Regions from separate parts of the Homo sapiens genome. Here all the other regions are linked to region 6. A link is a loop called in an ENCODE intact Hi-C map of the cell type or tissue named here. Cell type or tissue: mammary epithelial cell. All regions are shown on one strand.

Evidence for each region. Hi-C counts contacts between places; a loop is a spot of excess contacts. Peaks named below come from ENCODE experiments on the same cell type or tissue, not always from the same donor. Only the 100,000 strongest peaks of a DNase experiment are listed, where the experiment ranks them.
Region 1: it touches region 6 in a loop (9-fold over the local background); 5 of 110 quality-filtered maps call a loop at or near these places.
Region 2: a loop joins it to region 6, with 2.6 times the contacts of the local background. A loop is called at or near these places in 3 of 110 quality-filtered maps.
Region 3: it touches region 6 in a loop (13-fold over the local background); 71 of 110 quality-filtered maps call a loop at or near these places.
Region 4: a loop joins it to region 6, with 11 times the contacts of the local background. A loop is called at or near these places in 67 of 110 quality-filtered maps.
Region 5: it touches region 6 in a loop (8-fold over the local background); 12 of 110 quality-filtered maps call a loop at or near these places.

The regions. Positions count from the first base shown.
Region 1 is chr11:10,790,894-10,794,893 of GRCh38, reverse strand. No RefSeq gene overlaps it. Among named protein-coding and RNA genes, the nearest start is that of SNORD97, 8.7 kb to the left of the region's middle. RefSeq lists a silencer at 2,137-2,276 and enhancers at 1,937-2,486, 2,487-3,036. In mammary epithelial cell, a CTCF peak has its summit at 2,264 (motif pointing left); a DNase peak (open chromatin) is centred at 2,223.
Region 2 is chr11:11,171,555-11,175,554 of GRCh38, reverse strand. All of the region lies in intron 5 of LINC02752 (long intergenic non-protein coding RNA 2752), which reads right to left. Among named protein-coding and RNA genes, the nearest start is that of LINC02752, 58 kb to the right of the region's middle. In mammary epithelial cell, no CTCF peak of the experiment used is centred here; a DNase peak (open chromatin) is centred at 1,784.
Region 3 is chr11:11,034,606-11,038,605 of GRCh38, reverse strand. No RefSeq gene overlaps it. Among named protein-coding and RNA genes, the nearest start is that of LINC02752, 79 kb to the left of the region's middle. RefSeq lists enhancers at 762-1,262, 1,263-1,763. In mammary epithelial cell, a CTCF peak has its summit at 1,585 (motif pointing left); a DNase peak (open chromatin) is centred at 2,225.
Region 4 is chr11:11,026,192-11,030,191 of GRCh38, reverse strand. No RefSeq gene overlaps it. Among named protein-coding and RNA genes, the nearest start is that of LINC02752, 87 kb to the left of the region's middle. In mammary epithelial cell, a CTCF peak has its summit at 1,923 (motif pointing left); a DNase peak (open chromatin) is centred at 2,741.
Region 5 is chr11:11,786,372-11,790,371 of GRCh38, reverse strand. No RefSeq gene overlaps it. Among named protein-coding and RNA genes, the nearest start is that of MIR8070, 5.2 kb to the right of the region's middle. In mammary epithelial cell, CTCF peaks have their summits at 439, 2,412 (motif pointing right) and 3,406; no DNase peak of the experiment used is centred here.
Region 6 is chr11:11,263,973-11,267,972 of GRCh38, reverse strand. No RefSeq gene overlaps it. Among named protein-coding and RNA genes, the nearest start is that of CSNK2A3, 87 kb to the left of the region's middle. RefSeq lists an enhancer at 2,336-2,837. In mammary epithelial cell, a CTCF peak has its summit at 1,775 (motif pointing right); DNase peaks (open chromatin) are centred at 492 and 1,782; H3K27ac peaks cover 1,132 bases.

The DNA of each region.
Region 1 (4,000 bases), 470 kb after region 6:
CAAAATACTTAATTTGGTCTACATCACCCCACATCTGATTTTCTTAGCCCTCTCCCCATCCTTGCCCCACAACCTGTTTCTCTGATCTAATTTCCTACTGCTGGCACTTAATCCTTCTGCTCCCACCACACTGGATTTGCTGCTCCTGGGACATGCCAAGCATCTTCTTACTTTGGAGGTTTTATGTTCCTCCTTTCTTCTGGATAACTGGATGACTGGCTTTCTCCCCCTCCTCAGGTCTTGGCTCAAATGTCACTTTTTTTTTTTTTTTTTTTTTTTTTTTTGAGACGGAGTCTCGCTTTGTTGCCCAGGCTAGAGTGCAGTGGCGCGATCTTGGCTCACTGCAAGCTCCACCTACTGGGTTCACGCCATTCTCCTGCCTCAGCCTCCTGAGTAGCTGGGACTACAGGCGCCCGCCACCATGCCCGGCTAACTTTTTGTATTTTTAGTAGACACGGGGTTTCACCGTGTTAGCCAGGATGGTCTCGATCTCCTGACCTCGTGATCCGCCCTCCTCGGCCTCCCAAAGTGCTGGAATTACAGGCGTGAGCTACCGCGCCCAGCTTCAAATGTCACTTTTATTAGTAAAGTCCTCATTGTCAATTCTGATAACCTCCTGCAGATCTTAAGGGGCAGGAAAGAAATTCATATATATATTTAAAAACTCTAAACACATCCTCATCCCTCTTTCCTTTTTGTATCTCCATGTCTCATTACATGACATACTGCATGGTTATATCTGATTCCTGCTAGAATGTGAAGAGCATGAAGTATTTGACAGTTTTTTTCACTGCTGTATTCCCAGCATCTAGAACAGTGCCCAGTGCCCGGTAAACTCAAATATTTGTTCAACCAAATCATGAATTAATAAAATTACCCTACATGGCAGGATGTGGACATAGAGGAAGGAAGTAGTGGGAAGACCTCAGACTCGAGTTGTAGATCGATCTAGGGTTAATCTCTAACACAAGCAGGGTGATCTTAGGTAAGATATTTTTTATCTGAGTCTTGATTATTTTAGAAATTATTTTAGAAAATTTAGCTTGGGCAACGTGGGGAAACCCTGTGTCTACAAAAAAAAAAAAAAAAAAGTAGAAAAATTTGCTGAGTGTGATGATGCACACCTGTAGTCTCAGCTACTCAGGAGGCTGAGGTGGGAGGATCACCTGAGCCGAGGAGGTCGAGGCTGCAGTGAGCCATGATCACGTCACTGCACTCCAGCCTGGGCAACAGAGTGAGACCCTGTCTCGAATGAATGAATGAAAATGTGGCTAACGTGCAGCTGTAGTTCCAGCTACTCTGAAGGCTGAGGTGGGAGGATTGCTTGAGCCCAAGAGTTTGAGGCTGCAGTGAACTATGATCGTGCCACTGCACTCCGGCCTGGGAGACAGAGCAAGACCCTGTCTCAAAAATTTAAAAAAAAAAAAAAAAAGAAAGAAAGAAAACAGGGTTAATACTTAAGGATTGTCATGAGAGCTAAACAAGCTAATATGTAAAAGTCACTAGGGAAAGCATCCCACATAGCAGCCCAATAGATATGAATGTCACCCTCCTTTCTAAGATTCCTCCCCAGGAGAACTGCTTCCATCTTCTGAACTAACAAGATCATTGGCTAGATATAACTAAAGGGTATAGCTCAGTCTTATTTGATCAATCAAAAGCACTTGCCAGTTGACTTTCCTCTTTCCCACTTTGTTTTTCTCCCAGCTTCTCCTCAGTCTCCTTTAAAAGCCCTCTTTTTTCACCTGGCCCCTGAATGTTGCTGTTTTGCCTCCCTCCTTCAACACTGTCACTCACTTCTGTGGATCCGATTACCAGCTATCTGCTGATGACATCTGTATCTTGAGTCCAAACCCCTTTCCAGAATGTCTAACTCGCACATCCAACCAGCCCCTGGACATATTTCTGAATGTGCCACAGCACTTCAAACTCAATATTCATCCCTAAACTTTTTGCCGCAAACCAACACTCCCTCCCTTTCTAACTCTGCAACCATAGCCTCATGCAAACCAAAAACGAATCACTTTCTCACTAGACAATTTTCCAAGCAAAGTCCTACAAGAATATGCAAGAGCCCTGGACGAGGAGACACCTGAGCACAGGGCAGAGAGTAGCGGACACAGGACATTCAAGTCCCACAGCCTGCCCTGCCCCGCCCCGCAGCCCTGCCCTTGCCCGTCCTGACCCAGGGGGAGCGCAGGAGGCTGAGCTGGACCCAGGTCCCCGACCGATCAGCAACGCTGTCCCACAGCGCCCTCTGCCGGGATGCTGGGAGACCACCCCTGGCAGGTGGGTCGGGTTGCAAGGCTCTGGCCCTTGTCCTGTACGGCCCACGCGGAGGCAAGACCGAGACCCACTGGTCACGCTCATGGAGAGGGGGAAGTGAGAATGTTGCCCTGGGCTTGGTCTCCTGTCAACGGTGCATGACACGACGATGTGACTGGTAAATGAGCAGTGACTCCTCAAGAGCTGCTCAGGTCAGCTGCACAGCATGCCGAGCCACAGAGCAGAGCGCAGGCCCCAGCTTCCCGGGTCATCAGTCTCGGAGCCTAGGCCAATCGCTGCACCTCCCCAGGCTCTATCTGACTTACCTGTGAAATTATCCTTGGTCTGCCCAGCTCTCCAGTGCGTTTCGAGGGGCCGCATCGCTAGGTATGGAACATCAGTGATGGACAGCTGTGGAACTGTTCTACAAGTCCATGCGTCTCGCAAACATGTACTGAGTACATATTTGCCAGGGGCTACTCCAGGGCCAGAGATGTAACAGTAATGAGACAGTCTTCTTCTGGAAGCAACGTTCTGGGTGATAGCAGAGAGACAGTAAATCAACAAACGTACAGTGCCAGGCAGTAAAAAGTGCTGTATGCAGGGATGCGAGTAAGGGCTAGGGAGTGGAGTGAGTGCTGCTTGAAAGAGGGGGTTCTGGGATGGCCTCAGGAGGAGGTGGCCTTTGAGCAAAGATCTAAGAGATGCCAGGGGGTGAACTCCACAGCCATCTGGAGGAACAGCATTCCTGGCAGAGGGGAGGCCAAGCTGGAGGCCCTGAGATTGGGAACGCACCTGGCCTGTCTGAGGAACAATCTGGCCAAGCAGAGGGCAAGGGGGTTTGAGGCTGAGGAGAAGGGCGCCGGCCAGTGCAGAGAACTAGTCAGACCCAGTAAGGACTTTGGCTTTTATGCTGAGTGAGATGGGCTGCCTTTGGAGGATTGCTTTTTATCATTTGTTAATATCAATCCCTCATTAAGACCAGTGCAGTGCCTGCACTGCATCCTGAGCTCTGCTAGGACATATTATGATTATTGTAGCTAATGTTTGCCGAGGAGTTAGCATATGCCAGGCTGGACCAAATGCATCAAGGTAGTCATCCCTTGTAATCATCCCAACATCCTTGAGGCAGGTGCTTCACTATCCCCCTTCACTATCCCCATGTCTGAGCCCCAAACTGAGGCTCAGAGAAGCAAAGCACCTGCCCAAGATCTTTCATGTATTTGGCAAGTAGCTATGAACGCCTTTTCTGCATTGTATTAGGCTGTTTTCACACTGCTATAAAGAAATACCTGAGACTTGGTAATTTATTAAAAAAAAAAAAGAGGTTTAATTGACTTACAGTTCCACATGTTTGGGGAGAATTCAGGAAACTTGCAATCACGGGAGAAAGTGAAGGGCAAGTAGGCGCCTTCCTCACAAGGCAACGAGAGAGAGAGTGTGAAGGAGGAACTGTCAAGCACTTATAAAACCATCAGATCTCCTTGTGAGAACTCCCTCACTATCATGAGAACAGCATGGGGGAGACCGCCCCCAAGATCGAATCACCTCCCACCAGGTCCCTCCCTTGACACATGGGGATTATGGGGATTACAATTTGAGATGACATGAGATTTGGGTGAGGACACAGAGCCACATCATATCATGCATGCTCTTTTGAAGTACTGGGCCACACATCTATTAAGTCATGGGGTGGTGATTCAAGCCCTACACTGTAACTCAGGAGCCGGTGCTC
Region 2 (4,000 bases), 92 kb after region 6:
CATGTGATTGCTCTCAGGGCCCACCTGGATAATCCACATGATCTCTCCACGTCAAGATTCTCCATCACATCTACAAAGGCCCTTTTTGGCCACATAAAGTAATAATCATGGGTTCCAGGGATTAGGAGGTGAATATCTTTTGGGAGAGGTGGGTACTTTTGTAGCCTACCAAAGTGGGCAGATATGCTAATAGTTGGGGGAGCTGGACAGAAAAAGAAAGGATTTCTCAGCCCTTTCAGAAGCATTCCTGAGCAGCCTTCAAGCAGCACAGCCTTCCCAAGAGAACTGGCTCCACTATACTTAGTCTGATCCTCTGAGAGAGGGACGGTTTGTGAAGAAGGAGGCAAGGAATCCCTGGATAAGGCCCTAAGGGCTAAAGAGCGAGAGACTGGATCTTCTAAGGAGAGCAGAATCGAAAGTTAAGCTGTCCTCAGGAGTTTCTGTATTCCTTTCTCACATGCTTTTTCCAGCTTTGCAGGTAAAATATGTGTAAAAACCATTGACTCTATTAAGAATTCTGCTCTGGGACCACTGTGTTTTCAAATAGTGGCTAATAAACTCTCTTCCTCCCATTCTCCTTTGAGGCTATTATTCTTTTTCCCTCTCTCATTACTCAGCTGGAAACCTTCTGTTTCTGCTTCCCCTCCTTATGCCTAGATTATCCCTCATCCTTCCATGTTGGGAAAATCACTCCCAACCCAGGAAACCCTGAGGGGCAGCATTCAGTCATGCTCAAAAGCTAAAAAGTACAGTAACTATTTCCTGAAAGAAGAGGGGCAAGCATGACTAGAAAACAGATGCTCTTGAAAAGGCAAAAACCCCTCAGGAAAAGCCTCAGCTCATACCTGAATCTGTGCAGTAGGAGGCTCCCCTGATCGACTGCACCTGGGCAGTGCCCCAGTTAGCTGGGGGGTGGGAGGGACAGTTAAACTCAGGGCCTTTGGTGGAACACAAAAGGAGGCGCTGAGAACTGAGGCAAACTATGGAATGAACTTGTATATTATTTTATATATGCTTATATATCCAGAGTTCAGTGTTAACACTGCGGCAGATGAGAGGTAAGGATTTAACCACCAGCCCCTCCATATTAGACACTGGTGCAGCCTTAAATCAGGAGTGGCCGGGCAGGGTCTCATCTAATATTGTCCAGCTCCGTTGTTTGATGCCGTCCCATTTGTTTCACCTTCCTTTCTGGGCCGGGATAACCTGGTCTTCCACATCCTGGCACCAGGGTGGTCATACTTACTGCTCATATTTCTTTCTTCAAAGAGCAGACTTTGTCAGCTAAGCTCCCGTTGTTCTCACTAAACCTGACCCTATTAGCTACTACACTAGTTTGTGCAGGAATTTTAGCTTTTCCTTGATTAGAATGTGTCTATATCAGTCAGAGCTGGACCAGAGAAGCTGAACTAGTAGGAGAGATAGAGAAAGGGGGGAGGGGTAGTGAGAGAGAGAGAGAGATAGATTAAGGGACCTTTTACAGGTAATTGACCTATGCATTGTGGGAGCTGGTTAAATAGTCCATGTAAGGCTGTCTCTGTGTCTGATGGTGGAGCTTAAAGACCACAAGGCAGGCATCAGGAAGGGAGGATTATGAACAGGCTGGAACCCCACAGGCACAAGCTGGGACCTCACAAGGACAGGCTGGAACCTACTATTCTTGTTGCCTCTGACCTTGGTGAAGAACTCCTACATAGACCAGACCCTCAACCCTGAGCTAAACACTCACACCTGGCCCAGCTATTGCTTCACCAAGGAGGTGAGTCAGCAGGTTAACAACAGTGTACATGTGCTACATGATGGCTACTGCCTCCCTTTTGCCCCCAAAAAATCCTTAGAGGATCTCCTAGTTCACCCACCTTAACCAGAAACACATGTAAAGGGAATCATTGCATGTCAGCAAGCCAAACTGACATGTTACAAAGCCAGCACAGTGTCTTAGGTCAAATGTCCCAGGAAACAGACTATGAGATGGAGATGTACATGCAGGAGATTTACTGGGGTGTGTTCTTGGGAGTGAAGGAAGCCAGGGGCGGGGCAGAGGGAGAAGGTGAGCTGAGAGGCAGTTGCAACAGGATTCTGTATGGAGCTGGGATGGCTTTCAGGGTTGTCTGTAATGAAGGCAAGTCTGCCTCGGGGAAGAGTGCATGATCTTGGGAGATAGAGGGCAATTTCCAAAGGGGCCTCAGCTGTGAGCTGTCAGCAGCCACTACTACCAGCTGCTGGAGGAATGAGTGCCTCATTCCCAAAGGGGGGATCTGGACATATATGACAGTATCCAGTATAGTCTGCTTCAACCTGCCTGTGATGAGTGTGGATATTCTATGCTGGAAGAGGGGTTTTTAGGTGGGTAGGAGGTGAATGATTCTCCCTGTTACTCGAAGTTCATTTATTTGGTGGCTTTTTCCTAGTCCTCTGTTTCTAAACTTTTTCCCAGTTACAAAGGCTGGAGTAGAAACTTTTCACAGCTTCCCTGGTACTTTTCTGTTCCCCTGCTTCATGCCTGCTACATATGATTACATGGATGTTCCTCCATACTTAGGCCTCCCTCAGAGAACCTGGGTTTGGGGAATGTGGAATTCTAGCAAGTAGTATAAATTTTCTGAATGTCCTGCCAAGTGAGCTTGGAAAGCCAGGGCGGAGGCCTCGCCTTCAGAAAGGCTGCCTAAGAACCTCATTCCCTGTGGTCCACTTGGGGGTGATGTGTGTCCAGCTCCACCCGCTAAGTCATGTTTTTTAGTAACAGTGCAGATCCATAAGTGACAGAAAATACCAGGTTGCCGTTTTCTCATTTCCCAGAGCCATCAAACCACCTCTTACACATTACTATTCTTAAACATCCTCAAATTAAAATTATCCTTAGAATTTGAGAGTCACACATACATAAAAGTGTGGACAAGTACAGAAAATAAGTCCATCCTTCGAGTGCCTTCTATGTCAGTGAATGGCACCAGTCTCCATCTGGATGTACAACTCAGAATCCAAGGAGTCTTCTCAGCACCTCCCTCTCCTGCAGCCCCCATAATACAAAAGACTGTCAATCCACCCTCTTAAAGAACTCACCAGTTCTCCCTCCCACTTCTCTCCTTCTCCACTGCTGCCTCCCCACCCTCAAACTGCCATTGCCCCTTCTCTGGGCCCCTGTAGTGGCCTCTAAATTTGTCTGCTGGCATCTTCTCCTACCCCCTTCCAATCTGTTCACCATTCCACAAATAGAACAGAATAGTCTTTTAAAAATACAATTCTCATTATGTATTTCCTGTCCTTAAATTCCTTCTGTGTCTTCCTACCTATTTCAGTCAGAATAAAAACTCAAATTTTAATGTGGTCCACAAGCCCCTACAAGGCTCTTCAAGGCCCTGCAAGGCCCCAGGCCTTGTATTGCCCCTGGCTGCACCTCACTTGCTGGGTTCCACCAGTCTAGCCTTCTCTCAGTGCCTTCTCTGAGCCTCCCTTCTGTCATTTTCACACCCTTGCCTACTTAACAGCTGCTGCGGTTTAGTGGTTACTAATACAGACTCTGCAGTCAGACTGACAGGCTTTGAGTCTCCAGCTGTATAGTACCCTCCTCTTTTTTTTTTTTTAACTGTGTAGTCTTAGACAATTGGCAAAAGCTAACTGTATCTCAGTCTCCTCATCTGTGAAATGGAGGCAATAACAGAACCTTTAGCTAGAGGAATAAATAATTCAGCATTCACAGAGCACTTAGTGTGTGCTCAAAAATATTAGTTATTGTAATAACCCATCCTTCAGTTCTCAGCCCAAGCACTTCCTCAGGGAGGTCATCCTGGTAGGCCCTCCCTGAGCCAGGTCAGGGATCCCCCAGGTGTGCTTATAGCTTCCTGCCCCTTTCTTTCACAGCACATAGCATAGTGTGGTTCTGTCTGCCCTCTGCTCTAGGCCATAAGCCCCTTCAGGGCAGAAACACTGCCTGTTTGCTCTCCGGTACATCCCCAGAGCCTGCCCCGTTTCTAAAAATAAACATTCCCTTTTCTGGTGC
Region 3 (4,000 bases), 230 kb after region 6:
TCTTCTCCCAACAGTTCCTTTTGCCTTCCTCAAGAGCAGAGCCACACCTTGAAAATTGCCAGGTCCCTGGAGTAGTTTTTGAGTGACCAGAGCTGTGCCAAGCAGGGTATTTTTGTTAGTGAGTGAGCAGCTGCCCAGAACATTTCAGGAGATGATTTACTCCTTCTCTCAGAGCTGCTTATACCAGAGCTCTCTGTTCCTATCACAGCCTGTACCTCCCATGAAAACCCTGTCACAGTTTCTGATCTGAGAGGAGCCTGTTTGCCTGAAGGAAGAAAAATTCTCTGTTTCTTTCTGCCAGGTTTTCTCGCTTGTCCAGGATGTGTCCCCCTGGCCTGGAAATGGGGGTGGAAGTGTAGGGGCTATTAGCTGACCCCAGCCTGGATCCTGCCCAGCAGTTTGTCTGCAGCTGGAGGGGCCATGTCCTTGGCCCCTACCCTCTGACAAGCTGATAGTGCCTGGGCTTAGTTATGAAGCATTCAACCCCATGAGGCCGGGAGACCGTAGGATAATTCTGGCCCTTTCCAATTCCTTGACCCAAAGCTTGCATTTTAGCTAAAATGTCTTGCAACTTGGTTTGGTGCAAATGGTGGCTGCATGGTATTGTGACAAGAGCTCTAAGCTGGGAGCCAGAGACCTGGGTCTGGGTTCAAACTCTACCACTCACCAGCTATGTGACCTGGGTCTGGGCCTCAGTTTCCTCATCTGCCACAAGAGGGCTGACATATAGACTCTCCAAAGGCTCTTAACGTTGCAGTATTATCTAGTAGTGTGGGTTGTGAGCATGGCTAAGGAGCCAGAGTGCCTGGGTTCACCCCAGCTGTGGCATTTACCAGCTGAGTGACCTGAGGCAAGTTACTTAGGTTATTTAAACCTTACTTCCCTCATCTGTCCATGGGGATAATACTAGTACTTACCTCCTAGGATTCTTATGAGGATTAAAGAAGCACAAAAGTGCTTACAGTGGTGCCAGGCACATAGTAAATGTGCAATAGCTGTGGTAGTGTTCTTGTTTTTATCACTAAGTACCAAGCTGAGTCTAGCCTTAGCTATCAGGGATGGGGCTTCCTGTAGAAGCAGCTGTACTGGCAGCATTGTGTCTTCCTTCATCCTGACAGAGTCTGTGAAGTCAGTTACTACAACAGGAAAACCAGTGACCTCAGAACCAAAGTTCACTTGAAGCCCCCTCCAGCCCCAGCCTCAGCCCAGCCCAGCCCTGGACCTAGCCCAGGCCTGAGGCTTCCCAACCAGGCCCAGCCCCAAACTCCCTCCCTCCCAAGCTCAGGCAGACCCCTGGGCCTGACGGGTGGGTTAGCACACTTGGGCCCCCAAGTCCCGAATCACCAGGCGATTAAACTTGCCTTTTATTGTGGTCCTGAGGATTATAAACAAGCAGGCCTGACATACGGGTCATTCCTGAGACTCCTGCTTCATTGGCTTTAAGGCCCCCTTGGCGGTAAAGAATTTCAAAGCTGCTAACACCATAGTATATTAAAGTGGAATAAATTCCTCTGAATGGTCCTCAGGTGAGAACCAGTGCTGAGCAAATACCTCCTGGTTTCCTCTTGTAGAACCCAAGACTGACCCCTGGTGGTCTGTAAGACCTGCTGAAGCCCAGACTTCACCATGGTCATCCTTGAGAACCTTCTGTGTCTGAATCTGGTGTTCTCTCTTTCTCTCTCTCTCTCTCTCTCTCTTTCTCTCTCTCTCATCTATTAGAACTCTCTCTTTCTTTGTTCTATCAAAGAAAAGACAGAAGTCATTTCCTGAGTCCCTTGGGGGTGGGAATGGCATTGGAGGGAAAGCTTCAAAGCCAGTGCTCAAAGTAGAGTGGCAGAATATACCGTCCTGCCCTCACCCTCTGCACAGACATCAGAGTCCCACTTCTGGCACATAGCCAGGCAACCATCACTGGGCTCATGCTGCACACCCTGCTTTAAGGCCAGGACCAAAGAGCTTGGTCCCAGGCTGTGTCTACACAACCTATGCCTTCAGGGCCAGTGTCTAGACAACCTGCATCTCAATAATCCAATCTGCATACCATGCTTTTGTAACTCCTGTATGTGAAGTTCATATCTCTACAATCCAATTTCTGTACACTGTATGTCTCTTTAACATTTGTCTCTACAATGTATCTGTACACTCCATGTCTGTACAACTCCCCTGTACATAATCCTGTCCTGGGAAGCACATATCCACACAACACACTCATGCTGTCACATGGGTTTCTGCACACAACATGTCAGGGCAGAGAATGGATGACCAACCAGGAGGAGTTTTGCTTGTGGCTCATTTTGAAAAGAACGCCTTCCTCCTCAATTCATACTCCAGGATGGTGACCGCAAAAGCCATCTGGATTGTTCCTCCAGAAATGGCTCATTTATCTCAGGACTTCATAAAGAAAAGAAAAAGTTAAATGAGAAGAGCTAAAAACCTTACTGAGAAATGGCATGAAAAAGAGATTCTCTGTTATGTTTTTGAGGTAATCAAATTCACTATATTTTACTTGTAAAATAAACTTTGAAAAAAAACCTATCTCCAGCTATGCTTCTCTTTTAAAGTAGTTCACACTGTCCGTTTCTACTAATTGAGTTAATTAGCACAGTATCAGTGATGTCATCATCACAAAGGTTAAGGTTAAGGTTAAGAAGGTTAAGGTTAAGGTTAGGTAAGGTGAAGATCAAATTTCTGCAGAAAATATAGTTCACAACTTTAAACAAGATAAAAAAAGACTGTTTTCTCCAAAAAAAATGAAATATTCTTCATTACAACAAATATATTGCAATAAATGTTTCCTATAACAATTTTAGAGTCTTGAGCTTAAAACTATTATTTAAAAATTAAACTTTAAAAATGTTTAATATTAAGGGAAGGCTCTTTGTCCATTAATAAACAGACTTAGAAACTCAATTTTATGATGACAAGATATAGAATAAGCATAGATTTCACTTAAATGTTAAGGCACAAACTATCTAAATAGTTGCTAAGATTTTAGCCATCTAATCTTGTTTCTCAGTGGAATGCTGCTGGCATTTGGGGTTAAGAATATTCTCACCATGTGTCAGGTTGTCCCAGGCACTGCGGGATATTTAGCATTCTTGGTCCTGTCCACTGAGTACCAAAGACATCCCCCAGTCAGTGTGACAACCATAACCACTCCCAGACATTTTCAAACACACCCCCATGGGGTGGTACTGACCCCAATTAAGAAGTGCTGGTCTCACATGGACACAGGAAGGGGAACATCACACTCTGGGGACTGTTGTGGGGTGGGGGGAGGGGGGAGGGATAGCATTAGGAGTTATACCTAATGCTAAATGACGAGTTAATGGGTGCAGCACACCAGCATGGCACATGTATACATATGTAACTAACCTGCACATTGTGCACATGTACCCTAAAACTTAAAGTATAATAATAAAAAATTAAAAAAAAAAAAAAAAGAAGTGCTGGTCTCAACAAAACTTAATTGCTTATCCAGGACTCTACATTCTCAAAGCAGGGGTGGACAGCTCTTTAAGTTTTCCTCGAGGTTTTTGTTAAAAACCCGTAGGCTTTGGCTTTAACTTATTTTTTATTGAAACTTTTATTGAGATGATTATAAAGTCACATGCAGTTATAAGAAATAATACAGAGGGAGTCTTTGTACATTATGTCCAGCTTCCCCATGGTAACAAAATGTTTGTTTTGTTTTGCAAGACTATAGTACAATATCACTGATTGACACTGACACAATCCACACATCTTATCCTGATTTCCTACTTTACCTGTACGGATTTGTGTGTGTTTGTGGGGTGGGGGGTGTTTCACACATTGTTATCACCTGTGTTACGCTCATGCCTCCACCACACAGTGAAGACATTTCAACACCACCAGGATCCCTCATCTGACCTTTCATAATCACACCTATCTTCCTCCCACGCCAACCGCCTTCCCCTAGGTCCTAACCCTGGGCAACCACCAGTCTGTCTCCCAATTCTAAAATGCTCTCATTTCAAGA
Region 4 (4,000 bases), 240 kb after region 6:
CCCATGAGACAAAGCAACCACATGTGCCTTCAAATACCATGTTCTGAGAAGGACACAACATACATCTGTGAGTTTCAAGCTCAAATGCAAGATCTGAATCTCATCATAAGGAAATGTTAGACAAACCCAAACTGAGGGACAATTTACAAAATTACTGACCTGTGCTATTCAAAAATGTCAAGGTCAAAAGCTCAGGAAATATTCCAAATTAAAGCAGACTGGAGAGATATGAGAAATAAATGCAATGCTGGATCAAATCTTGGACCGGGGGGAAAATTGCTATAAAGGCAATTGGCAAAATTTGGATTTGGGCTGAAGATTAGATGACAGCATTTTGTCAGTGTTAAATTTCCCAATTTTCATCATTGTACCATGGTTATATAACAAAATGTCCTGTTCTAATAAAATACACACTGATATATTTGGAGGTAAAGGAATATAATGCCTACTTACTCTCAAATGGTTCAGGAAAAAAAACATTAATACTTAGAACAAATGATAATGCAAATAGGCCAAAATGCAAACTTGGTGAATCTGAGGGAAGGGTAAATGGGAATTCTTTGTACTATTGCAATTTTCTGTACATGTAAAATTGTATCAAAATTAAAATTTACCCCCCAAAATCTTTTTCCACCAGTAAAATTTTTTCTTAAGTGAAATTCCACCTGGAAGCCCAATGTGTCCAACAAATAAAATTGGAGTCATTTGAGTGAAATGGGGATGGTAGCTCCAGAGGTCTGCCCACAGATTCCCCTCCCACTGTCCACAGCTACATCTGAAGGGCAAGGCCATAGCAACTTAGCTGTTCACAACCAGTCCCTCTCCATCAGAGCATTGGATGTGCCTAGGGTGGCATCTCTGTCCTCACCCCTCTTCAGAGCCTCTTCCCTGATCACCTCTGCCCTCCACTTTCCTCTGAGTCACGCTCACTGTGCTAATCAGGCCTCTTCCTAATATTTATGCAAATATGTTAATTGCAGAGAATTCTCACACTGTCTGCTATTGCCTAGGGTCCATGACACTCAGAAACGTTCTTCGCCAATCACACAGGGCTTCCCAGTTGCTAGTCCCATTTCTGCTTCAGGCTGCAGCTGCCCACACCTGTATTACAGATGGACTTCAGAAGAAGGAGCTCTTCTTGAAGAAGTCAATGCACTATGCTGATCCCTGCTATCTCCTCTTGGCCCTGTAAAATACCTCTGGCAGCTGCAGTGGAACTCTTTGGCATTAAGCAAGGAAAAGATACTGTATTCATTCCTACTGCAACAAACTACCATTATTATGGTGACTTAAAACAACACAAATTTATTCTCTCACAGTTCTGGTAGTACATAGCCCAAAAACCAATTTCACTGGGCTAAAGTTGGGGTGTTGACAGTGCTAATTCCTTCCAGAGGCTTTGAAAGGAGAATCTGTTTCCTTGTTTCTTTCAGCGGCTGGTGCCTGTCTGTCTTCCTTGGCTTGTGGCCTCCTCCTCCATCTTCAAAGTTCATCAATTCAATCTCTGCTTCCACCATCATATCACCTTCTCCTCTTCTGTGGAATCTCCCTCTGCCTCTCTCCTATCAGGACACTCATGATTACCTTTAGGGTCCACTCAAAGAACCCAGAATAATCTCCCCGTTGCAAGCTGCTTAATCACAGCTGCAAAATACCCTTTGCCATATTATAAAGTAACATTCACAGGTTCTGGGGATTCAGAAGTAGATATTTTTAGGGGCTACTATTCAGCCTACCACAGAGACCTAAATTGATTGCTGCCCAACAGGTTTTCCCTGTTACTCAAATTCCCCAGCCTTTATGATGATTTGCTGTCTTTCATTTAATTATTCCCCCAGGTGCACTGATTTGAGTTCAGAGTAGCTCGTTTGTAACATACACTGCCTTCGTTTTGCTGCTCTGCCCTATTGTGCCCCCTGCCGGCAGGTGACACTACAGAGCTTGTACCCGCACAGCCCTCACCTCATACATGCCCATTGTCAAATGAATTGATGGATAGCCCTAGCCCTGGATGGAATCCCCTGAAAGCAACAGAAAGGGGGTTGAGCAAGAAGATCCTCCACTGTTTTCCAAGCCTCTAGCTGGGGCAGATTGAGGTCTCCCTGGGAGATCTCATCAGCAACAACCACACTCATAAATCAAAAAGGAACTGAGCCACAGTGCTCCTGGAGAATGAAAGGGAAAAAAGAACATTGGTTCATGTTTGGGCTGATTCTAAACTATATGGGAATGAAAGCTTTGGGGGTGATGAATTTCCCTTTAATGCTGTCACATCTGTAGTCCTGGAGGTTTAACCTCTGATTTTTGGCTGTAAAACCAACATTATTTCTGCAAAGTTGACACCAGATGCTGCCAGAGAGATATAGCTAAAGTGATAAAAATCTATTTAACAGATTTAGTGAAGCAAATACAAACTAATTAACAATTTTAGAATTGGGATTAAACACTAATTCTTTTAAACCATAAAAACTGAGATGAACAAAAGGAAAAAAAAATCTTCTCCCTCTGAATAACTCAAAGGAGCCATCTGTTTGTCATTGAGAAAATGGCCCAATTGATAAATTTTGAACAAATTCCTACTTTTTTTCTGGATTTGAATGCATTATGGACAGCCAGCCCAGAAAGAAGGCACATTACTCCCTGGCTAATGTGTCAATCTGGGCTTCCCTGAAGCTTCAGAAAACAAGCTATTTGTGTACTGACTCAGAAATAAGGAGGCAAAGACTAAAATGATATCTTTATGAATCATGCTTGAGGCATATGTTTTTGACCATTAGTAAGAAACGATGGCCTGAGGTTCCTTCTAGCTTTCTCATGCAGTAGCCATTGGTGAGACACAAATTCTTCATTAGCATCTCTCAACAAGGGCTGAGGAGCCTCTCTGCTGCCATTCTAAGACTTCCCAGAATGGCCAAATTAGGCCAAGTCTGAACCATAAAATTGTGGAAACTGGACTTGCTGACCTCCCGTCTCCCCACCTGGATGTTCTCAGCCTCAATATGCAGTTTAATTCTAGAACGCAGGCTATACAATTAATCCCATCCTAATCAGGGTCGGGCAATGAGGAGAAATTCTGTTTACTCTGGTCGCAAATTCAGTTGATTTGACATCAAATCTGATTGTTGGACCCCTTCTGAGTGTCCCCTGGGAAGAACTCAGATCTATTGTGAGCTACTTGAGGATGGAGATCTTTGCATCCCTTGGGCCTAACCCAGAGGCCTGCATATATAAATGCTCAATTAATAATAATAAATTACCACTTGTTGAGTGCCAATTATGTGCCAGACACTGTGCTATCCCGTTTAGTCCTCTCAATAACGCTATGAAATAGGTGTTATTATGATCCATGTTTATGAATAAGAAAACTACATCTTAGATTAAGTAATTTGTCTAAGTTCATACAGCTCCTATGTGGCAAGATTAAGTTAAAACTCAGGCCTGTCTAATTCCAGAACTGATCTATAACCACTTACACATATTCTGCCATATGCATGTACACAATAAATCATTCCTTCACATTTCACTGTATTCTAAAAAAATGTTTGTGATTACTTTTCACAAATACAGCTAGTAGAACTCAATTGGGAGTATTGAGTTTCAGGAAAAATAAGAGTGGAAAGTCAAATTGTTAAGTGCATCGTCAGTCCAAATGAGGTCAGTGGCAGCACTTGGGGAACAATCTGAGGTACTCCTTGAGGTTTGGTCCTTGGACTCTTGAAGCAGGCAAGGCTGTGGACAACTGGTTTGAATGGGACAACTGCCAGAGAAAGTCCCATCAAGCTATGATGACCACAGAAAAGTTGACCAAAGACCATGGAGGGTGACCTGCAAGTGGACCAAGCCTGTCAATAGGATTTTGGGAACAGATCCCACAGATCTGGTACCATGCTGCCTCATTTTCTCCCAAGTGGGTCAGTGTTTGGAGTCTAGAAACAACATGTTTTAACAACTCAAAATTCTTCATTGGGTTGGGGCGTTATCAAAGCCAGTTACAGCCCAT
Region 5 (4,000 bases), 520 kb before region 6:
ATAATATCTTGCAGGATAATCTGGGGGACTACTTTCCTAGATTTTCTAAGAATGCGAGATGATGGGGGAAGACTCTTTTAACAAGAGGTTAATCACATTTAACCACATAAAAATTCACACCCCTGTATTGCAAAGATATCATAGGCAGAGTCAATAGACAAGCAAGTGATTTGAAAAGAATAACTGTACCGCAGGTGACAGGTAGAATATGTGTAATGAAAATATACTATAAACTCTTACAAATGGCAAGCAAAAGACAAATATCCCAGTAAAAAATGGCCAAGTATTATAAATAGGCACTTTGTGGAAAAGCAAATTCAGTTGTCAACAAACATAGGAAAGGTTGCTCAAATTTATTAGAAGTTAGAGAATGCAGAGTAAAGTAATACGGAGATTATTACCCCGTCAGACTAGTGGGAAGCAGCAGTCATGCCGCCTGCTGGTGAGATGTAGGGAAAAGGCCCCTGCATAATTTTGACCAAGGAAATGTAAATTATTTCAGTCCTTTTGGAAAGTAATCTGACAACTTCTTTTAAAAATAAAAAGTGCTGGTGGATTCCTTCCACCTAGCAATCCCTTTCATAGGCTTTCTTTTCTATGCATAAGCCCAGTCTGATTGAAAGAGATTTCTGTAAGATATTATTCAGTGAGAAAAACAAGATGTCAGGAAATGTGCATAGTATGATTAGATTTTTGTAAGACAATCAATGAAAAGCCTCCCTCAATATGAATGTGAGTATGAGAGATTAAATAAATATGGAGAAATATATGGAAGGATACATGCTAGGCTATTGACATGGATTTTCTATGATATAGGGGGGAAGGGAAGAATTATAGACCCAGTATAACTTCTTGAACCATTTTCTATACAATACATTTAAGTGATTTCTTATTTTTCCCAATTTAAAGTTTTATTCTACTGAAGTTGTTTCTACTGAGGTCAATTTTTTCCACATACATTTTTTTTAAGGCTCAGTAATTAGCATTTTTTCTTATCTTGTTTAATTATTACTTTTACTATTGTGAGTTTTCTTCTTGGCCATTGTTGTTAGCAAGTACAATTCTCCTGGGTAAAATTGACAGGTAAAAATTTGTAAAGAAAATTTTATTTTTTTTAGACGTGGTCTTGCTCTGTTGCCCAGGCTAGAATGCAGTGGTATGATCTTGGCTCACTCAGCCTCCCAAATAGCTGGTACTACAGGTGTGCACTACCACACCTGGCTAATTTTTGTATTTTTAGTAGAGACAGGGTCGCGTCATGTTCCCCAGGCTGGTCTCAAACTCCTGGGCTCAAGTGACCCACCTGCCTCGGCCTCCCAAAGTGCTGGGATTAAAAATTCTATTCTTTTATATGAAAATTTTTAGTTCGAATTTTCTATTTTCAATATTACCTAAGATGTAGGATTCTTTTTTTATTTTTATTTTTTGGTCGTAACAAATTTTACTGTTTGAAGCTTTTGCCATTGCTAGTTTTACTTCGAACAGATTCTTTCTGCAGGTAATATTTGTTAAGAATTGGATGAGTTAGGGATTTTATATTTCTTGGCACAGAGAACAAAGCAAATGAGAAGAGCAGAAATGTGAGATTTAAATGTACCATGGAATGAAAATATATTTGGGGTCAAAAAGTTAGGGTCAAAGTGCTTTCCTCTGTGCCTGGCACAAGCTAAGTAAGTGCTTGGTAATTACTAATTATTAACATTATTACTTTAAGGTGTAAATCATTCTTTTATTCACTCCTGCTGCTCTATTTAGCCATCCTAGTCTATGCAATGCTTTGTGCTTTGGTTTAGGGAGACAACAATTTTTGTGGCTCCAGGGCCAGGGCAGAGTAACCTAAGTGAAGCAGGTCAAGGGAAAGGTCCGAAAGGGAGTGGTAGGGAGTGTGTCACACTGGTGAGGCCATGCTCAGGCTGAAGGGAGCAGTTGCTCTGGCTAATTGCTGTCATGAAGGAGTGTGGATCTTGTGTTGCTATATCTTTAGATTTTACAACATGCTGAAAATATCCACGTTTTTAGGTGAAATCTGATATTTATGTGCTGGTGGGTAATTTGAATTTTATTAAACACAGTGTGGGCCAATATGATGCAGTTTGAACAAAACATGTCTGCAGGCCGCATGCTCGTTTCGAACTCCCTGGGCAACTCAGCCCATAGCTGTCCTCATGTTCCCAATGCTGGGAGCTGTGATCTATTAGGCAGACGTCACACTGTCTGAAAAATACCTCCTGCCAAGGAAATTAGGTTGTGAGTCAACCCCAGGATCCGATAAGTCAGGGGTGCACTAGGTCTAGATCTGAAGGATGGAGGCCAGGGGGAGTGTGTTAGGGAAGGAAGGATTTGCCTAGATGCATCTGAGATTGTCTCCCATTAGTATCAGGGCATCCCCTTGAAATACCTGTGTGGGTTGTTGGCTGTCCAGCAGGTGGCAGCATTAGAACAGAGATGGGCCAAGTTAGGCCCATAATATTTACAACTCCGTCCTTCCTTATTTGCGTATGAATAAGGGAAGAATAGATTACTGCAGATGAGCTTTAGAGGGAAGAAAATTATTTGCCATATATTTTTAATTAAAAAATACTTAAGCCCCTACTCAGCGCCAGCTACTGCGCTGTGCACTTTCTCAGCCATCATCTTATTGAATCCTCACAACCTGTGATGTAGGCAACCCTTTCCCCCATGGTGAAGATGAGGAAATTGAGTCCCAGAAGCTGAAGGAATCTATCCCAGGAAGTACAGTTTCTGAGAAGCAGAGCTGAATCAGCAAGTAGGGCTTTGGTCTTTTCACAGAATCACACCTGATGCTGCAAGCCTTGTGGTCGTGTGGTCGTGTTGCTGTCTCAGTTCTGTTAACATTTGCCTAATGATCCTGAGAAACTTGGTCTCTGTTCTGGGACAGAGAAAGCAGAATGCCATATGTCTATCACATGGCAGGGGACATTTGCTCTAGACACTCAACAAGGTGGCTGTGCCCCAGAGCTGGTAATTGAGAGAAGATTGATCCTATTATGGAGCAATGCTGCGTGTGCAGTCTGAGAGTGGATGTGGACATTTGATGTGTTCCTCCTTTTCTAGATAACATCTCCTGTGACAAGCACAGATTGCTGTTTCCTTTATTTCTTACTGTTCAAAGCATTGGCATAGAAAATGAGTTATCTAAGAAGCTGAATGTTTCTTGTGATAAATGTGAGGGGCCGACCATCATTCCAGCCATTCAGTAATTAAGGCTGCAGGATGCTTGCATAACAGACCTATCCCTTGCCTATTTCATACGGTGTCAGATTGTGTTTGATTAATAATGATTAATCTCATGATTTTGTATAAATGGCTTAAATCTGTGAAACCATTTGCCAAATAAATTAGATCCACCAGCAAAGTTCAAAATTTCTTCCAGCAGAGGCAGTGTTGGGTAGAGAGCAGATTCAGAACATCCCCACTTCCTATGTGACCTCCTGCAAGTAACTAGTCTCCTAGGGACTCTGTTTCCTCATCCGTAAAGTAGGGGGTGGAAAGGATGACATCAAAGGGTCCTGCCTGCTTTGAGAGTCTACGATCTTCTGGAGTCCGAGTGGATCTGCATGTGAACAGAGGAGATCCAGAGATGGGCACCTTCACAAGAACGATCCTGTCACTGGCTAGTTGGAACCAACTAAAAGGACACTGTTAAATGACATTTAGAGAACATGGGTTTGATCAGACAGTTGTGATCCAAATCCTGGCTCTGCCAGTTGCTAACTGTATAATAATCTTCGAAAGTCACTTAAATGCTCTGAACCTCCACTTTCTTAGTAGATAACCCGAAGATATGCTGTGGGTGCTAAAAAGTCATAGTTATATCCTTGACATGTGTTAGCTGCCTAATGAATGGTAACAATTTTCATTAGTCATTGTTGTGGGTTGAATTGCATCACCTGACAATTCGTATGTTGAAGTCCTCATCCCCAGTGCCCTACTTAGAGAGTGACTTTATTTGGAGATAGGATCTTTATAGAGGTAATCA
Region 6 (4,000 bases):
AACTTCATTCCCTCTGTAAAGACCCTATCTCCAAATAAGATCACATTCTGAGGTACTGGGGGTTAGGACAAGTTTGGGGTCAGGTGACACAATTCAGCCTCGAAGCTCCCTCCTTCAAGGAACAGGGACATAGGGGAGGGGTGGTGAGGGCCAGGCCAGGCCAGGCCCCAGGAGGCTGCCTACGCTCATCCCGCCTTGCTCAGGCAAGTCCTTCCTTGTTGGGGGACATCCCCATGGTCCTGACCTCCACAGAGATAAGGGTGGGCACTTCACAGGTGACAGGGAATTTTTGCATAAGTATCTGAGGCATTCATCATTGTCCTCCATGTCCACATCTCTTTTAAAGAAAACTATCCCAACCACAGTCCCAGGTGTGACCCTGTTTGTGCCATGACCATAGCTGATTCAGCCTGACCCATGGACAGGTATTTTGTTGGCTGCTGAGTAGGTAATGACTAAGCACAAAAATGACCAGCTGGGGCCAATCAAATTTTGCCTGTGAATTTGCACCATGACACACCATATTCAGCCAATTGAAGAAGGCCAGGACCCATGGCCATGCACAGGATGTACCTGGGGAAGAGCCAGCCTCAGAGGACCAAGAAACTAGACCCCTGTGCAGGCTGGGATCATGGGGAAAACCACAACTAAGCAGAGAAAAGAAAGGAGCTGATGAGCAAAAGGCAGCAAACTGGCCCTGGAGCTGCCTGGGTTTCCTCCTCCCAGACCCAACCCATACACACCCTGATGTTTTTTCTTTTCCCTCAGCTGGTTGACCAGCTCCCTGCTCTTTACAACAAACAAGACTGATAGAAGCAGGATGTAAAGATTTTAGATACCAGGACCTACTCCCTCACAGCCCCTCGCCCATGGGGGAATGCACACACAATCCCTACAACGGCTGTGCACACATGCAACAGAGGTACACATGTTTCACCATCTATGTACACATCCACGCACAGGTTAACATAGCCACACACATACACATATGCACACACATGCAGCAGGTTGGACACATGCAGACATACATGTACATACTCAGATACACAAACGTGCATGAGTGCAAACACACTGACTCCATAGAGAAAAGGGATTTCTGCTCCTCCCAGAATCTGCTTTTATAAGAATAGGGCTGTCATCATTTGACATGGCCCTTGTGAAGCAAAGGTTGTTGGAAATCAGAGCTCTTTTATTCTTACCATTTCTAATTACAAGCAAGAGATGTAAGGGGGTTCTGAGGCAAGACAGAAGCATTCACTCTCTGCCCTTCAGATTTTATCGCCATGGTCACCACTCTCTAAAACCCAGTAAAACAAACAGAATAGTCACCCAAAAACGTGTCATCTCTCAGCCATGCTCCTTCTCCTGCCTTCAGCTCCAAACAGGAGGGAGGGGAATGAGGTAGACACCCTAGACCACATCTAGCACCTGACCCCATAAGACCCTCAAGTCCCACTGCCCTGCCCTCTGCCTCAGCCAACCTCTCTACCCACAGTCAGGAATTTTAACCTTCCTTGTTGTTTTGGAAACAAGATTGGGCAGAAAGGGCCTGGAGAGACATTAGCCCTAATGTGGGTGTCTTTTAAAATTATATGGTGTAGCCACATCGTGGAAACCAGGTTTTAAAGACTGTCACCACATAATGTCTCTATGTCCCTGTCCAATTGAGCCAAGTTGTCCAGATCTGTACCCTCTGAGTATCTCTTCCTCCCCGTGAGCCCCTCCCATTGCCTTCTGGCTCCTGCCGCTGCCACCCTCGCCACAGCCTCTAGGGGGCACTGTGCTCCCTTCGTGCTCCCACCCCCAGGTTCCTTTACAGTCCAGGTGAGGTACACTAGGATTTCCAAAAGGAACTGAACTACTAAAGGAGGACTCCAAGGAAATGATCCTCAAACCAAAGAGATGGCGTGAGAGTTATTTCTCCCCAGTACTTTCTGTTCCCTTAAGTTGTTCTACTCACGCCTTTCCACGGGCCTGGTCTGTCTTTGGTTTCTAATCATGGAAATGCTCCTGGTAGAACCTGACCCTTTCCCCAACAAGGGGAAAAAAAGCCCCTTCTGTACTCAGGATATGAGTCGGGGCCTCGGATCTGGGGAAGGGGAGATGAAATGAAGAGAGTTTAACAACCGAAGTTCTTCGAAAGCATGGCTAGGGTAGGGTGACGAACCCTGAGACAAGAGCAGAAGCCCTTCCTACCCTTAGAGCTAGAGGGGCAAGGAGAGGGAGGAGTGCCAGCAGGCTCACTGGAGGCTGCAGCCAGCAGGACCCCACAGCCAAAGGCAGAAGAACCCCCACTATAGAAACCACAGCTGAGCGAAGAGGGAAAAACCACAGCCAAACGAAGGGGGGGGAAACCCCCCTCTCCATCTGCTGTCAGATATTCCACCAAAGCCTCCCACTGGCCAAACCCAGCTGGGGGTGGGGGTCGGGGGAGCCACTGATTCAGCCCACAGGGGTCAATACAGAGCAGGCCAAGAAGAGCAGGGAATGAGTCACCAGTACATGCCACCCTCAGCCTAGCCCTGGTCTGGATGTCACAGGCCACTTGCCCATCCTGTCTTGCCAGTTTGCATCCCTCTCCCAGTCCCTGAATACTCTTACATGGACACTAACCATACCACTTCCTTTGACATTTAACCATTCCTTTTATTGGTAAGAGAGAGGAGACAGGAGAGAGATCTCCCCAATTACAGCATGAGCCACCTGAAGACATCATTGGCACTGCATCCTTCTGTCCAATTCCTCTGGGGTCATTGAGACCCAGACCCCCTCTCATAGGCTTGCTTCCTCCTTATCTCTAAGGAAGGTGGTCATGAACAGCCCCAGCCCCATCAGCATGCAGGGACCTGCAGTTTTGATGCCCTAGATGAGTCTGGGGTGAGTTTTGATCTTGTAGCCTTGGAATCGCAAACAGACTCCATCTGTTTAAGGGCATTCAGTTGGTCCTGGCTGCCTGAAGTGATGTGTTGGGGAGGATTCTGAGGGTCTGGCTTCCATAGGCAGGAGTATCAGAGAGGATGAGCAGGAGATGGGTGAACTGTGTGTGTTATATATTTGGCCTTTCCATCCTGCCCTTTCTACCCCGTCTGCTGTGCTGGCTGAAGAGGTCCTTCTCCCATCAGGAACTGAATGTCCCCAAAAACCTCAGCCCACTGGGTTGGTGCTCTGGAGCTCCACCTTGGCTAGGGTGCTACCACCAAGGGGTCACCTACTCGTAAGTGCTATGCCCTGCTCCAAAGACACAAACCCTTGGTCATGGTCACCTGCCCAAACCATGCGAACCCTCCATATGCGTTTGAGGTGCTGGCCTTTGCTATGGATGCAGGTTCCTCAGCCCCTCGCTCTTTGAACTCTGGCTCCCTCCCCTTTCCATCAGGGAAGGGGCTCCAGTCTCAGTATATCTGCTCACCTGCTGAGCTCACTGGATTATGAGTGGTGTGTAAGAAGATCCTAAAAATGATAATAACATCAACTAATTGATGACTTTGATGGCCAGGCACTGAGGTGAGTACTTCTATTTTCTCATTTAATATTCAATATAACCTTATCACGTAGCGCTATTATTAGCACCCTGTTTTACAGTTGAGAAAACTAAGGCACAGAAAGGCCAAATCATTCGATAAGGACATATAACTAGCAAAGGCTGGATTTGAACCCAGGGAGGCTGACTGTAGAGCCTTCCCTTTTATCCTCTTCTATACTATTCTGCCTCCATTCTGGACCCTGGGAACTCCACAATAACTTTATGCTGGAAGCTGCCATTGATACCAAAGTGTCCCACCCTGAAGTTCTACCTGGACCAAAGGAGCAATGACAACTAACACCTATAGAAGTGCCAAACCTGGCCCAGTAATATACCAGTGCCCTACCAACTCACTTAAACGCATGTTATCCTACAAGATGGTTCCAGTACTGACATCATTTTACAGAAGAAGAGACTGAGACACAGAGGTTAAATAGTTTGCCCACAGCTAGCGAGGAGTAGTAGCCAGAACTTGTA